Linked DNA regions of Homo sapiens: region 2 is linked to region 1. A link is a loop called in an ENCODE intact Hi-C map of the cell type or tissue named here. Cell type or tissue: heart right ventricle. All regions are shown on one strand. Each heading gives the region's core, and the rest is flanking DNA. Links, peaks and the distances in the headings are about the cores only.

Region 1 (6,645 bases), core at 697-5,696:
ATGTTGGCCAGGCTGGTCTCGAAGTCCTGACCTCAGGCAATCCTCCGCCCACCTCGGTTTCCCAAAGTGCTGGGATTATAGGCATGAGCCACCGTGCCCAGCCACTGCATGGGTATTTATGCTTCTCTGTTCACTGGTTACATAGTCAAGCCAGGCTATCTAACTGGTTATGTAAGTTTAAAAAAGTTAAAAAGCCATCATAAACAAATTGGCTCTGGGAGTCTCCCAGGGAATATCAGACTTTAACTAGTACCTTGTATAGCTCACTGGCCTTATCCCAACCAAGAGTCAGAGCCAGACATCTGGGCATCGTGGAGATAATTTTAGAGCTTTGCAGTCTGACTGTAAATCAGCTCCATCTTATAAACATGGTTCCTATAACTGCTGTGTATTTCCTGATAATGTATGTGAACAAGCATATCTCCTCACCCTCTGTGTCCCCAGTATCAGATAGTGCACAGTACATCTCAAATGTGATCATTTCTTGTCAGCTAATGCTTGAATTTCTCCACTCAGTTTCTGGTCTAGCAATAGAGCCAGGCTTGCCATGTCCTGCTTCACAAGTAATGTGCAACAGCAAAAGCACAGGCTCCAACACTAGTCTACAACATGCACCTGGGATGTTCTAGATATTTATCAGTTTATAATCAGGCTTTTTTTTTTTTTTTGAGACAGTGTCTCGCTCTGTCGCCCAGGCTGGAGGCAGTGGCTCGATCTTGGCTCACTGTAAGCTCCGCCTCCTGGGTTCACACCATTGTCCTGCCTCAGCCTCCTGAGTAGCTGGGACTACAGGCACCTGCCACCATGCCCAGCTAATTTTTTGTATTTTTAGTAGAGACGGGGTTTTACTGTGTTAGCCAGGGTGGTGTCGATCTCCTGACCTCATGATCCGCCCACCTCGACCTCCCAAAGTGCTGGGATTACAGGCGTGAGCCACCGCACCCGGCCTATAATCGGACTTTTCAAAACCCTAGATATGTGACAATACCAAGTGCTGACAAGAATGTGGAACAACTGGAACTCTTTCTTTTTTAACTTTTGTTTTAGATTCAGGAGTACAGGTGTGGATTTGTTACTGGAACTTTCATACATTGCTAATAGGAAAGGCAAAATGGTAAAGCCGGTCTGGAAAACAATATGCCAGTCTCAAAAAGTTACACATCCAATATGACCCAGCAATCCCACTTATAAGTACTTATCCTAGAGAAATGAAAAATTATGTGCACACAGAAACCTGTACATGAGTGTTTGTAAGTATTATTTATAATTAAAAAAAAAACTAGAGACAAGCAAATGTTCTTCAGTGTGTAAATGGATACACTGTGGTACATTCCCAAGATGGAATTCTACTCAACGATAACAATAATGAGCTACTGAAACATGCAGCTACATAGATGAACCTCAAATGCATTACGCTAAAGGAAAGAACCCAGTCCCAAAAAGTTACATACTGTATGATTCCATTTATATGACATGCTGGAAAAGGTGAAAATATAACAACAGAAAACAGATCAAATGTTGCTGAGTGTCTGGGGTGGGGTGGGGTCTGAATACAGAGGGGTTGCACGAGGCAATTCTTTGAGGTGTTGGAATTGTTTTGTATCCTGCTTGTGGTCATAGATAAAAAATCTATGCATGTGTAAAAAATAGAAGTATACATACAAAAAAGTGAATTGTACTGTCTGTAATTTTTTTAAATAAATAAAAATCCCTAGCTCTGCTTCATCAGCAGCAGTACCTCCTGATTTGTGTCTTCAAAGATATCTTTAGACTGGCTTCTGAATTACATATCCAGTAGTAGTCAGCCTACACACACACAGGCCTTGCCACATGGTCTCATCATTGTTCCGCAGGTCAACTCACAACACAAGTAACACATTACAGTTAGCCCGTATTTGTAAACTCCATCCAGATGATCAGCCCCCCATTGGAGTGGCAGGCTTCATGTCTGGGGGTGGCACACCTATGGAAGATGGAACTCAGTGTGTGTGCTCTGTTGGGCGTCTCCATCACATCTAACAGTGGCTGACAAACCAGCCAATACATAGTCATCAGGGCATATGCAATCATTGGGAATAATACTAAGTGGGGCCAATTCTGCTATCCCTTGGTTCTCAGTGGTATTCTTAATTCCAACACAGTGCCATTTAAAGGTCCCTGATTGTATATGTGCAGTGGCACAATCTCGGCTCACTGCAGCCTCCGCCTCCCAGGTTCAACCAATTCGTCAGCCTCAGCCTCCCAAGTAGCTGGGATTACAGGCATGTACCACCATACCCGGCTAATTTTTGTATTTTTAGTAGAAATGGGGTTTCACCATGTTGGCCAGGCTGGTCTTGAACTCCTGACCTCAAGTGATCCCACGCCTCAGCCTGCCAAAGTGCTGGGATTACAGTGTATGTTTTTATTGCTGCATAATGATTGTACATATTTATGGGATATGTGTGATATTTTGATACATGCATACAATATGTAATAAATCAGGGTAATTAGGATATCCACCTCAAACATTTATCATTTCCTTGTGTTAGAAACATTTCAAATATTCTACCTATTTTGAAATATACAATAAATTATTAACTATAGTCATCCTACTATCCTATCAAACACTAGAACTTATTCCTTCTATCTAACCATATATATATTTTTTTGAGACAGTCTCGCTCTGTTGTCAGACTGGAGTGCAGTGGTGCGATCTTGGCTCACGGCAACATTTGCTTCCTGGGTTTAAGCAATTCTCCTGCTTCAGCCTCCTGAGTAGCTGGGACTACAGGCGTGAGCCACCACGCCCAGCTTATTTTTGTATTTTTGGTAGAGATGGGATTTCACCATGTTGGCCAGGATGGTCTCGACTCTTGACCTCGTCGTGATCCACCCACCTCGGCCTCCCAAAGTGCTGGGATTACAGGCATAAGCCACCGCACTCGGCCCTATCTAAGCATATTTTTATATCCATTAACCAACCTCTCTTCACCACTAGCCACTCACTTCCGAACCTCTGGTAACCATCATTCTACTCTGACCTCCATGAGATCAACTCTTTTAGCTCCCACTTATGCATGAGAACATGCCAAGTTTGTCTTTCTGTTCCTCGCTTATTTCCCTTAACATAATTAACCTCCACTTCCACCCATGTTGCTGCAAATGGTAGGATTTCATTCTGTTTATGGCTGAATAGTATTCCATTGTGTATAAATCCATTATGCATTGATGGAGACTTAGGTTGATTCCATATTTTGGCTGTTGTTAATAGTGCTGCAGTAAACTTGGGTGTGCAGATACCTCTTAGATATACTGATTTCCTTCCTTTTGGATATGTACCCAGTAGTGAGATTTCTGGATTATTTGGTTGATCTATGTTTAGTTTCTTGAGGAAACTCTATAATTTTTTCTATAGTGGTTATACTAATTTACATTCCCACCAGCAGTGTACTAAAGTGTTCCCCTCTCTCTGCCCTCACCAAGATCTCTTATTGTTTGTCTTTTTGATAGTGGTCATTTTTTTATTTTTATTCATTTTTTTGAGACAAAGTCTCGCTCTGTTGCCCAGGCTGGAGTGCAATGGCGTGATCTCGGCTCACTGCAACCTCTGCCTCCTGGGTTCAAGCGATTCTCCTGCCTCAGCCTCCTGAGTAGCTGGGATTACAGGTGCGTGCCACGACGCCAGGCCAATTTTTGTATTTTTAGTAGAGAGGGGTTTCACTATGTTGGCCAGGCTGGTCTCCAACTCCTGACCTCAGGTGATCCACCTGCCCCGGCCTCCCAAAGTGCTGGGATTACAGGCATGGGCCACCACACCCGGCCTTACTTTTTGAGACAGAGTTTCGCCCTTTCACCCAGGCTGGAGTGAAATGGCGCGATCTCGGCTCACTGCAACCTCCGCCCTCTGGGTTCAAGTGATTTTCCTGCGTCAGCCTCCTGAGTAGCTGGGATTATAGGGGCCTGCCACCACACCTGGATAATTTTTGTATTTTTAGTAGAGACGGAGTTTCACCATGTTGGTGAAATTTGCATGAGATTTAGAAGGTGGAAGTGAAGCACTGCCACTATTCTTGGAAGGTTTTCATGGATGAGCAAATGGCTACATGTGGCATGTCCTTCTCATGGCCAGTGGCAAAAGCCAAGTCATAATATGAAAGCACATGTAAAGTTCTGTTGGGGACCAGCCTCAACACCACCTGTAGGGTACCTGAAGTCCGGTGGCGACAAAGGAATGAGAAGAGACAGGTTAAGAGTTCATAAAGGTGGGAGCCAAGGGGCCAGAGCAAATCAAAAGCTGCAAAGGCGCCAAGCTCTGGTCTCCACACTATTTATTGAGTACAATCACTTAGATCTAAGAAGCAGATGTTCAGGGGTGAAACAGTGAAAGGGGGGCAATGGCAGTTTAGGTACATTTTCTTTGTGCTGAAGCAGCATAAACTTAACTACTGATTTATTCTTTTACTTATCAGAGAGCAGCTGTGGGGAGTGGGCCTAACTAGAAGCCAGCATATCTGGCCACATTCCAATGCTTCAAAGGAGTGTCTTTCTCCTTGAGCACAGTGTTTATAGATAAGAGAGCAGGTCACACTCTGGTCATAGGAACGTGATGGCAATTAGGAGGCTTTCCTCCTCAGAGGCCTCTTGTGGCTTTCCACAACTTATTGTCCCATATTTTTATGGCCAGTTTATGCAGGCACTCCACAAGCCCTTTTCCCAACAGTTCTACCAAAAGTAACTTCCACTCACATTCTATTCGCTAAATCCAATAAATTGCATGTTAGAATGCATGTTAACATTATCTATTGGTTGTGTTTTGACAATTTTCTTTTTTTTTTTTCTTTTTGAGACAGAGTCTCACTGTGTTGCCCACGCTGGAGTGCAGTGGCGCGATCTCAGCTTACTGCAAGATCCATCTCCCAGGTTCACGCCATTCTTCTGCCTCAGCCTCCCGAGTAGCTGGGACTACAGGCACCCACCACCACGCCCAGCTAATTTTTGTATTTTTTTTTTAGTAGAGACGGGGTTTCACCATGTTAGCCAGGATGGTCTCGATCTCCTGACCTCGTGATCCGCCCGCCTCGGCCTCCCAAAGTGCTGGGATTACAGGCATGAGCCACCAAGCCTGGCCAATTTTGATAATTTTCATCCACATCAAATAAGAATAAATATAGCTTATTGGCCGGGCATAGTGGCTGCGCATGCCTGTAGTCCCAGCTACTCAGGAGGCTGAGGCAGGAGAATTTTTAACCTGGGTGGCGGAGGTTGCAGTGAGCCAAGATTGCACCACTGGACTCCAGCCTGGGTGTGTCTCAAAAAAAAAAAAAATGAAGTAGGCCAAATGTGGACTAATAATGAGAATGTGTAATAAATCACATATTATGAATAACCTACTTTTGTCCAAAGAATTTATGAAATTTACATGAAATATTCCCGTTAGAATAAAAGGAAACTGATAGCAGTTGTTGCATCTGTGGAAAGTGAGTGGCTACAGAACTGGATGTTAGGGGAGAATTAATTTTCACATTTTTGGTAATTTTTGAATTTTTATAATGTGTGCTTTTATTAAACAAAAAATTTAGAAGATTTTAAAAAATAAATGTAATGTCAAAATATATACGCCAGATACTCTTTAATCCCACTGTTGGGAATCTGCACAATAGAAACAAAAGAAGGTAAAATTAGAGTTCTAGGTGAACATTAGAAACAACTTCAATGTCTGTAGTAGGTAATGGCCCAAAATACGGACATACATTCCATTCTAGAAATATTCTGAACCTTACAAAGAATGGGTTACATCTTTACGTACTGACCTGGAAAAGTATTCATGATTATTATGAAAAGGACAAGACGCTGTCAAATGTCTGTATGGGGGTAAAAGCTCCTCCAAACACATGCAAAAAATGCTTTCTGTGTACAGGTTGTTTGAGCATAAAGGAAGAAGAAATACACATACTGGTTATCTCAGAGATTTGAGGGAAGGGAGGAAATTGTTTTCATTTTATTTCACTGTTTCAGTGAAATATTTCACTGGTTTCAGTGAAACATGTAATTTTAGAAAATTTATTCTCAATAAAAAAATTTATTCTCAATAATGGTTAATACAATAACTCAGAAACAGCATTAAAATGAGACCAAAATTTACACTTTAGTTATCCACTTTCTCACTTAAAAACATTTGATTTTCAAGGATTATTTAAATAAATAAATACTAATGAAACTGGTGGCTTACCAACTTTTTCCTTAAATAAAACAAAGACAATGTATATTTCCATCAACAAATTTCATGATGCTAGACTAGGATGGGGAGGGAGGAGAGGAAACCTGACTGGCTTCTCGCCAGTATGAAGAGTCTGATGTAAGTTAAGTTGTAATCTATGATTAAACGCCTTCCCGCATTGATAAGGTTTCTTTCCAGAATGAATTCTCTGATGGTGTGAGAAGCTTGAATGATAGCTAAAGGCCTTCCCACATTCCTTACATTCATAGGGTTTCTCACCAGTATGAATTCTTTGATGTTGAATAAGGTGTGAATGAAGTCTAAAGGCCTTACCACATATCATGCATTCATGAGGTTTCTCACCAGTATGAATTCTCTGATGTCTTTTGAGGTGTGAACACTGTCTAAAAGTCTTCCCACATTCCTTACACTCATAGGGTTTCTCA
Region 2 (5,802 bases), core at 803-5,802, 110 kb after region 1:
CAGTTATAAAAAGCAGATCTGGCTGGGCGTGGCAGCTCACGCTTGTAATCCCAGCACTTTCAGAGGCCGAAGCAGGCAGATCACCGGAGGTTGGGAGTTCCAGACCAGCCTGACCAACATGGAGAAAACCCATCTCTGTTAAAAATACAAAATTAGCCAGGTGTGGTGGCGCATGCCTGTAATCCCAGCTACTTGGGAGGCTGAGGCAGGAGAATCACTTGAACCTGGGAGGCGGAGGTTGCGGTAAGCCAAGTTCGCGCCATTGCACTCTACCCTGGGCAACAAGACCAAAATTCCATCTCAAAAAAAAAAAAAAAAGAAGAAGCAGATCTGCAGTTGAAGCAAGCTGTGAATAAGCAGGGAGGGAAGGACCGACTGCAAAGGGACATGAGGGGACTTTTTGGGATGATGGAAACATCCTCTATGATTGTGATGGTAGCTAAACAAATACCGATATCAACATTAATCAAGTTGTTCATTTCAAAGTATGAATTGTAATCTATGTAAATTATACCTCAACCAACTTAACAAAAATATAACAAGTCTTGAGGTCTTGTCTTTGAATAGTGGAAGATACAATCTCTGGCTAAATATAGGCCCAAGTGGTTTTATTTATAGCTTGACATAGTTCCTTTATTAAAATTTGTTTTTGTTTTTTGAGACAGTCTTGCTCTGTCACCCAGGCTGGAGTGCAGTGGCGAGATCTTGGTTCACTGCAACCTCCACCTCCTGGGTTCAAGCGATTCTCCTGCCTCAGCATCCCAAGTAGCTGGGATTACAGGCGCCCACCACCATGTCTGGCTAATTTTTGTATTTTTAGTAGAGGTGGGGTTTCACCATGGTGGCCAGGCTGTTCTTGAACTCCTGATCTCAAATGGTCCACCCACCTCGGCTTCCCAAAGTGCTGGGATTACAGGTGTGAGCCACCATGCCCAGCTAAAAATTGTTTTAATTAACAAAACCATAAACGTACAGCAATCATCCTTAATGGCGAACATTAAAAATATTTCCTTGGCCAGGAACAATGGCTCACACCTGTAATCCCAGCACTTCAGGAGGCCAAGGACGGCAGATGGCTTGAGCCCAGAAGTTCGACAGTGGCCTCGACAACACGGCAAAACCCCATCTCTGCAAATACAAAAATGAGCCGGGCATGGCAGTGCACACCTGTAGTCCCAGGTACTTGGGAGGCTGAGGTGGAAGGACTGATTGAGCCTGGGAGGTTGGGGCTGCAGTGAGCAGTGATCATGCCACTGCCCTCAAGCCTGGTGACAGAGTGAGACCCTGTCTCAAAAAAAAAAAACACCAAAAAAAAAAAAAACCTCACTTAAAGAAAGGGTCAAGTGAGGAAACTAGTTAGTGCTGTAGACATTCATATTACACATATGATCCAAGCTACAAGTATAAATTAAGAAATAAGGCATATAGAAAGGAATAGGCAAATACTTTTATTTACAAATAATACCAACATCTCTTTAGACAATTCAATCTCATGAAGAAACCATTTCATCTACTAAAGTAGTTCATCAATGTTACAATCCTTAGACAAAAACCAACAGTTTAGTACATAGTAATAGTAATCAATTACACAACAGAAAAAATATCCCAATCATATTATAAACAAAAGCCATTAAGTATCTAGAAATAAGTAAAACAAGAAATGTGTACACTTTTATGCTAAAAATATAAAGACTTACTAAAGCACATAAAAGAATACCTACTGAAATAAAGACACACCAGGTACAAGAGAAAAACTCAATGTCGTAAAGATGTCAATAATGATTCTTTTCTTTCTAATACTATGGCAGAGGAGAAATATTGAAACTCCTCTATTAAAAGGATTTACCGGCCGGGCACGTGGATCCTGCCTGTAATCCCAGCACTTTGGGAGGCCGAGGCAGTCAGATCACCTGAGGTCTGGAGTTCAAGCCCAGCCTCAACATGGAGAAACCCTGTCTCTATTAAAAATACAAAATTAGCCGGGCGTGGTGGTGCATGCCTGTAATCCCAGCTACTCAGGAGGCTGAGGCAGGAGAATTGTTTAAACCTGGGAGGCAGAGGTTGCGGTAAGCCGAGATCGTGCCATTGCACTCCAGCCTGGGCAACAATAGCAAAACTCCCGTCTCAAAAAAAAAAAAAAGGATTTACCCCAAATAGATCATCTTTGGTCAATAAGAATATACAGGTGATCTTTCTGTCTTCATTGTGCTTTTCTCTGCTCTTTAAAAAATTCTACTTTTTTCATAAAAAGAGTTAATTTTTAAAAGTGAAAAGTAAAAACGTTAAGAGTATTGGCTGAACACAGTGGCTCACACCTGTAATCCCAGCACCTAGGAGGCTGAGGTGCTAGGACCAATTGAGCCCAAGAGTTCAAGACCAGCCTGGACAACATGGTGAAACCCTGTCTCTACAAAAGATACAAAAATTAGCTAGGTGTGGTGGTGTGCGCCTGTAGTCCTTGCTACTCGGGAGGCTGAGGTGGGGGATCGATTGAGCCCGGGAAGTTGAGGCTGCAGTGAGCCAAGATTGTGGCATTGCACTCCAGCCTGGGCAACACAGCAAAAACCTGTCACACATGAAAAAGACAACTGTGAACTGTAAAAAGCACTCCTCCATCTTCACCCTCTCTGTATATATTTATGTTTAAATATCTCCAAGGAAGCAGTTACAAAAACATGGAGAATAATAAATGACAGAGTAAGAATTTGAGAACAAACATTTGATTTGTTTCCATAAATTGAGACAAACCTCAACTGACTACAAATTGAGACAAAAGAATCAATTGAGCCGGGCGGGGTGGCTCACGCCTGTAATCCCAGCACTTTGGGAGGCCGAGGTGGGCGGGTCATGAGGTCAGGAGATTGAGACCATCCTGGCTAACATGGTGAAATTCCGTCTCTACTACAAATACAAAAAATTAGCCAGGCGTGGTGGCGGGCACCTGTAGTCACAGCTACTAGGGAGGCTGAGGCAGGAGAATGGCGTGAACCTGGGAGGTGGAGCTTGCAGTGAGTCGAGATCACGCCACTGCACTCCAGCCTGGGCGACAGAACGAGACTGTCTCAAAAAAAATCAATTGAGACAAAGCCTCAATTGATTAACCTTAAAATAACCTTCTTAAAAGATATGTGTGTGTGTGTGTGTGTATATAAATCATCCATAAGCATATTAGTAAAAGTACAAATCAACAGATATGTTTTAGAGAAGTGTTAAATTTTTTAAACGCAAGTGTAATTTAAATAGAATGAAATACAACAATCCGAAGTGCATAGACGATGAGGTAAGATTTTTTTCATCAACTTTATTGAAGTGTAATTTACATATAATAAAATGCAACCATATGTCTACATTCATGCAAATACCACCTTGTAAGAAATGCCTTTCCTGACTACCTTATCTAAATTAGTCCTGCCCAGAGTTCAGAGACCAGCCTGACCAACATGGAGAAACCCCGTCTCTACTAAATAATACAAAAATTAGTCGGGCATGGTGGAGCATGCCTGTAATCCCAGTTACTCAGGAGGCTGAGTCAAGAGAATCGCTTGAACCTGGGAGGCGGAGGTTGCAGTGAGCCAAGATCGTGCCATTGCACTCCAGCCTGGGCAACAAGAGCAAAACTCCATCTCAAAAAAAAAAAAAAGAAAAAAGAAAAAGAAAGTCCCAGGTGCAGTGGCTCATGATTGTAATCCCAGCACTTTGAGAGGACAAGGTGGGCCATTCTTTATATTCATAAGGTGGGAAGATTGCTTGAAGACAGGAATTCAAGACCAGCCTGGGTAACAAAGCAAGACTCCAACTCTACTGAAATAAAAAATAAAAACTTAGCTGGGTGTCATGGTGCTGCTGGGAGTATAGCAGTGAGGACGACCAGAGGTCACTCTTGTCACCATCTTGGATTTGGCCGACTTCTTTACTGCAAGATGTTTTCTCAGCAAGGTCTTTATGACCTGTATCTTATGCTGACCTCATATCTCATCTTGTGACTTAGAATGACTTATCTGTCTAGGAATGCAGTCCAGTAGGTTTCAGTGTTACTTTACACAGCTCCTATTCAAGAAGAAGTTGCTCTGGTTTACACGCCTCTGACGTAACCATGCAGTGAACAAGTCTATTGGCTCCATTTATTCACCAGCATGTGCTCACTTTGTATCTGTGTCATATTTGGATGATCCCAACAATATTTCAACTTTCTCATTGTTGTTATATCTGTTATGGTGGCCTATGATTATCTTAGGCACCACTACTTGTTTTAGGGCATCACAAACTGTGTCCATATAAGACAGCAAACTTAATTGATAAACATGGTGTGTGTTCTGACTACAAACTTAATTGATAAACACTGTGTGTGTTCTGACTGCTCCACTGACTGGCTCACTGCAACATCCGCCTCCCAGGTTCAAGCGATTCTCCAGCCTTGCCTCCTGAATAGCTGGGATTACAGGCATATGCCACCATGTCTGGCTGATTTTGTATTTTTAGTAGAGATGGGGTTTCAACATGTTGGCCAGGCTGGTCTTGAACTCTTAACCTCAGGTGATCCACCCACCTCAGCCTCCGAAAGTGCTGGCATTACAGGCGTGAGCCACCACGCCCGGCTTGGAATTTCTAATATAAATTGCCCACTGGATCCAAAGGAGAAGGTGCGCACAGACTTTAGTTTTGCTTGCTTTCTTTCCAGCAAGGACTTTCTTAGCCACCTTTGCAGTTATGGGCTAAAGTAGACAGGGAAATAGACAGGGAAGGCGAAGCTTAAAACAAAGTCAGTAGTCAAACATGAAAAATATAGTCACACTTATTTATTATAAAAAAACTATTACTAGCCAGGCGTGGTGGCTCACACCTGTAATCCCAGCACTTTGGGAGGCCGAGGTAGGGGGATCACGAGGTCAAAAGTTTGAGACCACCCTGACCAACACAGTGAAACCCCGTCTCTACTAAAAATACAAAAATTAGCCAAGCATGGTGGTGCATGCCTGTAATCTGAGCTACTCAGGAGGCAGAGGCAGGAGAATCACTTGAACCCAGGAGGCAGAGGTTGCAGTGAGCCAAGATAGCACCACTGCACTCCAGCCTGGGCAACAGAGCAAGACTCTGTCTCAAAACAAAACAAACAAACAAAAAATACACAAAAACAACTATTGCCATCAACATTTTATCAATTAGTAATTTTGGCACAGAGAATTTACATAACTAGCCTAATGTCACGTAGGTAGTAAATGGTTGTCTTTTGTCATTGACCACATTCTCTAATATGAATTTGTATAACTTCAATAAGCTTTGAATCATGATAGAAAACTCATCTACATTCATTATCAATTTCTTTCAGTATTAAATGTCCTAATTTTGGTGGGTGGATCACCAGGTCAGGAGATCGAGACCATCCTGGCTAACACAGTGAAACCCTGTCTCTACTAAAAATACAAAAACAAAAAAATTAGCCAGGCGTGGTGGCAGGTACCTGTAGTCCCAGCTACTAGGGAGGCTGAGGCAGGAGAATGGCATGAACCCAGGAGGCAGAGCTTGCAGTGAGCCGAGATAGCGCCACTGCACTCCAGCCTGGGCGACAGAGCAAGACTCCGTCTCAAAAAAAAAAAAAAAAGTCGTAATTCTGGAAAAAGTGAATATGAAGTAATACACATCCATTGTATTTGACCCACATATGGAATCTGCTGATGATCCATGACAAATGGCATGAGAACAGTTTCCTACATTAATTATGTTAGGTCATGAATTCTCTGATGTCGAGTAAGCTGTGTAAGCTGTTTAAAGGCCTTCCCACATGTCTTACATTCATAGGGTTTC

Evidence for each region. Hi-C counts contacts between places; a loop is a spot of excess contacts. Peaks named below come from ENCODE experiments on the same cell type or tissue, not always from the same donor. Only the 100,000 strongest peaks of a DNase experiment are listed, where the experiment ranks them.
Region 2: it touches region 1 in a loop (2.2-fold over the local background); 4 of 110 quality-filtered maps call a loop at or near these places.

The regions. Positions count from the first base shown.
Region 1 is chr19:36,632,390-36,639,034 of GRCh38, forward strand. ZNF382 (zinc finger protein 382) reads left to right here. Exons shown (of 5, transcript NM_032825.5): 5 at 1-1,725. It overlaps ZNF461 (zinc finger protein 461), which reads right to left. Exons shown (of 6, transcript NM_153257.5): 6 at 4,229-6,645. The coding sequence ends at 6,264. Among named protein-coding and RNA genes, the nearest start is that of ZNF382, 30 kb to the left of the region's middle. In heart right ventricle, for the core only: no CTCF peak of the experiment used is centred there; no DNase peak of the experiment used is centred there.
Region 2 is chr19:36,742,053-36,747,854 of GRCh38, forward strand. It overlaps ZNF850 (zinc finger protein 850), which reads right to left. Exons shown (of 5, transcript NM_001193552.2): 5 at 1,428-5,802. The coding sequence ends at 5,715. Among named protein-coding and RNA genes, the nearest start is that of ZNF850, 28 kb to the right of the region's middle. In heart right ventricle, for the core only: no CTCF peak of the experiment used is centred there; no DNase peak of the experiment used is centred there.